2 separate regions of the Mus musculus genome follow, and region 1 is linked to region 2. The links are chromatin loops, found by intact Hi-C in ENCODE. Cell type or tissue: left cerebral cortex. All regions are shown on one strand. Links, peaks and the distances in the headings refer to the core of each region. The heading gives the core; the rest is flanking DNA.

What was found. A loop is a pair of places that touch in the nucleus more often than their neighbours do. Peaks named below come from ENCODE experiments on the same cell type or tissue, not always from the same donor. Only the 100,000 strongest peaks of a DNase experiment are listed, where the experiment ranks them.
Region 1: it touches region 2 in a loop (2.1-fold over the local background); 2 of 42 quality-filtered maps call a loop at or near these places.

Annotation. Positions count from the first base shown.
Region 1 is chr15:75,081,000-75,083,802 of GRCm38, reverse strand. No RefSeq gene overlaps it. Among named protein-coding and RNA genes, the nearest start is that of Gm52219, 21 kb to the left of the region's middle. In left cerebral cortex, for the core only: no CTCF peak of the experiment used is centred there; no DNase peak of the experiment used is centred there.
Region 2 is chr15:74,895,329-74,898,131 of GRCm38, reverse strand. No RefSeq gene overlaps it. Among named protein-coding and RNA genes, the nearest start is that of Ly6m, 15 kb to the right of the region's middle. In left cerebral cortex, for the core only: a CTCF peak has its summit at 1,630 (motif pointing left); a DNase peak (open chromatin) is centred at 1,623.

The DNA of each region.
Region 1 (2,803 bases), core at 248-2,747, 190 kb before region 2:
TAGTAGCCTTATTTATAATAGCCAGAAGCTGTAAAGAACCCCAGCAGAGGAATGGATACAGAAAATGTGGTACAGTTACACAATGGAGTACTACTCAGCTATTAAAAACAATGAATTTATGAAATTTGTAGGCAAATGGATGGATCTGGAGGATATCATCCTGAGTGAGGTAACCCAATCACAAAAGAACACACGTAATATGCACTCACTAATAAGTGGATATTAGCCAAGAAACACAGAAACTCTGAATATTCAAGATGCAATTCACAAACCACCTGATACTCAAGAAGAAGGAAGACCATGGTGTGGATACTTCTATCTATCTTATAAGTGGGGAACAAAACACCCGGGAAAGAGTTACAGAGACAAAGTGTGGAGTAGACTGAGGAAAGGACCATCTAGAGGCTGACTCACCTGGGGATCCATCCTATTTGCAATGTTAATCCTTTCTTAGCCTGTTGTTTTGATGGCATTGGAAGCCCAAAATGACCAGGGGGAAGTCTGAGCTTCCAGTTCAATGGCATGTTTGTTGTGGCTCCTCATAGGAGCACTACCCCATCTGGAAGCAAAACTTCTAGGCCAACAAAACCTAGAATTGTGAGGATAGGGAGCAAATATTTTCCTAGAGGGTCACTAGGACTGATAGTGAGTGGAACTATTCCCTTCTCCACCTCTTGATCCTACACCCATGGATCCTGGCTGTGGGAGAAACCATACCACATATCATATGCTGATTCAAAGCATCAACTGCCTTCTGAAGAACTCTGCCCCAGCCCTCCATGCTGCTGACACAGAACTGGTGCTGTAAGTGCATCTTCAAAAGGCCATTCCATCTTCCTAACAAACCAACTGAAGCAACTGCTTCAGGATGATGGGGAACATGGTACAACTACTGGATTCCATGATCATGCTATAACTGTTACACTTCTCTGGCATTAAAATTAGTTCCTTGGTCAGAAGCAATACTGTCTGGAATACCACAATGATAGATAAGGCATTCTGTTAGTCCAGGGATGGTGGTTTTGGCAGAAACATTACCTCCATAAAAGGCAAATCCATTAAAGGAATTAAGGTTCTACTCCAGTAAGAACAAAATGTTACCCTTTCCATGGAGGAAGTGGTCAAATGTAGTCAACCTGCCACCATGTTGCTAGCAGGTTACCTCTAGGAATAGTGCCATATCTGGGGCTCAGTGTCGTCTCTGATGTTGGCAGATGTGACATTCAGCAGCAGCTGTAGCCGGGTCAGCCTTGGTGATTGGAAGTCCATGTTGTTGAGTCCAAACATAACTTTGATCTCGGCCACCATGGGCACTTTGTTCATGTGTCCTTTGAGCAATGACAGGGATGGCTGGAGAAAGAGGCTTACTGTCCACAGAATGGGTCATCTTATCCACCTGATTATTGAACTCCTCAGCTGAAGTTACCTTTTTGTGAGTATTTACATGGGACACAAATATTTTCACATCCTTTGATCATTTGGAGAGATCTATCCACATACTTCTTCCCCAGATGTCTTTTCACCAATTTTCCAATGGTGATCTCTGCAAGTCACTGGCCATTCAGCCAACCCATTGGCTGCATCCCATGAGTCAGTGAACAATGGTACATCTGGCCATTTCTTCTTCCAAACAACTTGTAATACCATGAGTACTTCCCAAAGTTCTGCCCACTGTGAAGATTTTCTTCACCTGTATCTTTTAGGGTTGTCCTGGAAAGGGGTTGTAATGCTGCAGGTGTCCACTTCATCTGCATAATGAACAGAGCCATCAGGGAACTAGGTCTTACTTTTCCCTTCTTTGGTCAGCCAATCATACAGAACATCCCATGAGGCTATAGTTACATGCTTTGGAGCAGAGGGCACTGTAACAGTGGTAGAAACCATAGGCATTTGAGCAACTTCTTCGTGGAACTTTCTTGTGCCTTTGGCACCAGTTCAGGCCTGATCATGTACAAGCCACTTCTATTTGGTTATAGACCACTGTTGTGCACATCTCACTTTATGACTTGGAGGGTCTGATAACACCCAGCTCATGATGGGCAATTCAGGTTGCATGGTAACTAGGTGTCTTATTGTCAAACATTCAGTTTTGCCTAAGGCCCAATAGCAAGCCAAGATCAATTTTTCAAAGGGAGAATAGTTGTTTGCAGATAATGTTAGAGCTTTGCTCCAAAATCCCAAAGGTCTCTTCGGTTATTCACCTACAGGGGCCTGCCAGTGGCTCCAAACATGATGTCCATCTGCCACTGACACCTCAAATACCATCCTGTCTGCTGGGTCATATGGTCCTAGTGGTAAAGAAGCTTGCACAGCAACCTGGACCTGTTGGAGCGCCTTCTCCTCTTCCAGGCCCCACACAAAGCTAGCAGCTTTCTGAGTCACTTGGTAAATGCTCTTGAGCAACATACCCAAGTGGGGATTTTGCTGTCTCTAGAATCCAAATAGACCCATGAAATGTTGTGCTTCTTTCTTGGAGGTAGGAGGGGCCAGGTGCAGTAAATTATCTTTCATCTTAGAAAGAACATCTCTGCATGTTCCACATCACCGGACTCCTGAGAATTTCACTGAGGTAGATGGCCCTTGAATTTTGGTTGGATTTATTTCCCATCCTCTGATATGCATATGTGTTACCAATAAGTCCAAAGTGATTGCTACTTCCTGCTCACGTGGTCCAATCAACATAATGTCATCAATATAGTAAGTATACCCATGTGATATTTTGTGGAAGAGACAAATGATCAAGATCCCTTCTAACGACATTATAACACAGGGCTGTAGAGGTACAATATCATTGAGACAAAAG
Region 2 (2,803 bases), core at 117-2,616:
CCTACTTGCCCGACCGACTGGTGGCTCCTACTGTAGCTCTCTGCCTGGAGGCTCTACTGACCTTACCCTCCTACCCTCTTGGTGGCCATCTGTCTCTTGGGGTTAAGGATGGCTCTGTAAAACTTTGGCTCTGTCCACTCCTTCATGTATCCCCATTCATCCTGGCTTTCCACGTGCCAGAGGGGCTTAGCCAAGCCCGTAGGTTCTGCTGGAATCCTCCCACGGGAGGTGGTAGCCAGGAGAGCAGAAGAGGGAGTCCAGGCTGAGGGCGGGGCTTTGGGAGGGAGGGGAGGAGCCTGGGGCAGAGTTTCATTTCCAGAAGTGAGGAGGGAGGTGAGGGGGTGGGGAGAACAAAGGCGGGCTCTCAGGCCTAGGGTGAGGTGCCAGTGTGGAGCCACCTGCCCTGCCCACGCTGGATTAGGTTAGGTCCTAGTCATCTGTTTCATGGCCCAGGCACACGAACCCACTGCATTCCAGCACCCACAGACATATTTCTTCGGGCTTTGGCGGTGTTGAGTCCTTTCGGCACTTCTGTCTCCTGCTCTTGCCAGCTGAGGATCCTCCCCAGAGGACCTTCCTCTGCTCCCTCCAAACCCTGCTGTGACCTCAAAGGGTGCTTAGTCTGTTGGCCTAGGTCTCTCATTGAGATGCTAAGTCTTCTACACACTGGGCGGCTATGAACAGCTTGGGCTTGGTACCTCAGTTTCTAGGGGCTCCCTGGGCCCCTTTGGACTTCCCACTGGGGGCTTGGACCTATCCTCTTCCCTCCTTCCCCTTCTCGACCAAGCCCTCCCCCCCCCCACGTCACCCACACCCCTGCCAGTCTTCATGGGCACTGGAGAGCCCAGCACACCAGAGGCGGCTTCTAGGTTCCACTTGGAAGGACAGCCTGAATGCAGGAAGGTCTCTGTGTTAGCTAATTTTGGTTGTCAACTTGACATATTTGGGAAAGGGACCCTCAACTGAGAAACAGATGCTATCAGGTTGGACTGTGAACATGTGAAGCACTGTCTTACCCAGTAATTGATGTGGGAGAACCCAGACCACGATGGGCAGGGCCATCTCTATGCAGGTGGGCCTGGGCCGGAGCAAGCCAAGGAGAGCAAGGCATTATGCAGCGGTCCTCTGCTGCTTTTAGTTCCTGCCTTGGATTCACCTGATGGTTGACTGTAGCCAGTAAGTAAATAAATCCTTCCCCAAGTTGGAGTCTGTCAGTGCTTTGTCACAGCAGCAGAAACTTCTAGAACAGTCTCTGAGCCCATCCTGGGGCCCCGGGGAATCTGCTGGGGCCCTGTGATTGCTATCTCTGGTTCTGTATTCTGGGAGCTGAGACTCCAGGCTAGTTTCTGGGGATCATTGTGCCAAGATCCTCCGCTTACTGCTGGGCAGACAGAGGGGTTGCATGCGTGATTCTGTAGTCTCCTGCTGTTCCGTGGCAAGACCCGTGGCTTTAAGCTGGTGGCCAGCTCGAGGGCTGAAAGCACCACCCTCACTTCACCCCCAGCCCCTCCTATTTTTCATACATAGGGCAGCTGGAATCAGGCTTAGCTCTGGGCTCTGTGTAATTCCCAGGTGGAGCTGAAGTTCCCACGATGTTACAGGGTCCTGAGCTAGGCTACATGCGCCCCCTGGTGGCAACGGCTCTCACATCCATGGTATTTTTTCAGTCTTGGCCATGTGATAAGCCAGCAAATAATTTGAATAGAATTCAAAGAACTATGTGCATGGGTGTGCTTGTAGTGTAAAGTGTAAGCCCATGGTGTGTATGTGATGTGTGTGGGGGCCTTTTGCAGTATGTGGGTAGTATGTGTGCAGTGTTATATCCTGTCTGGTCCATGTGTTGTATATGGTGTGGTTCTATATAGAAGGTTTCTACATATCCTGTGCTATACAAATGATGTTTTGTGGTATGTGATCTGCATTTATATGTAATCCCTGTATGAATATTGTGTGTATGATGTACAAAGGTGTGTACGTGTGTTATGCATGCTTTGCAAAATATGTTGTATGTGGTGTGCCTGTATGTTCATGAGTGTTGCTTCTGAACATGGTATAATGGTGTGTTTGTGTTTGTGAGAGAGAAACAAAGTATGAGTGTGTGTGTTTGTTTAATGTGGTATGTGGTGTGCATGTGTGTATGGTGTATGTGTGAATGGTGTGTGTGTGTGTAGGAGGGTGGAATGTGTGTGTTAGGATAAACTGAGGGCTTCAAGCCTCCCTAGGGTAACTCAATTGGGGAACTAAACTCATATCATCTGTAAGAGCAGTGTGTACACCATTAACCACTGAGCCATTCCTCTAGTCCCCACAACCGCTTGGTGGGTTTTTAAATTATCAGCTCCATCATTAGAGTCTTGAATCATGGCTGGGCACACGGTCCAGCAGCCATTCCATCACCTCAGAGATAGAAAAACACTCCACCAGTCCAACAGACTTGTGCTCTGCAGCTACATATCTGTGGCCTTGCCACAGGGGAGGGTGACATGGTTGCAAAGAGAAGTCCATTTGGTTGTCATGGTTGCAAAGAGAAGTCCATTTGGTTGCCACAGAGGAGCATCTCCCCAAACTCCTCCATCTTGCTAGGTTCACCTTGGCAGATAAATCAATGAAAGCCTGTCCCACCAGGCAGCCTGTGGGGATGGTGAGTCAGCATGGTACAGTCGAGATGCCTCTGCCCTGCGGTTCTGATTTTTTGTCTTCCTTCCTTCCTTCCTTCCTTCCTTCCTTCCTTCCTTCCTCTCTCTCTGTCTCTCTCTCTCTGTCTCTCTCTTTCTCTCTCTCTGTCTCTCTCTCTCTCTCTTTC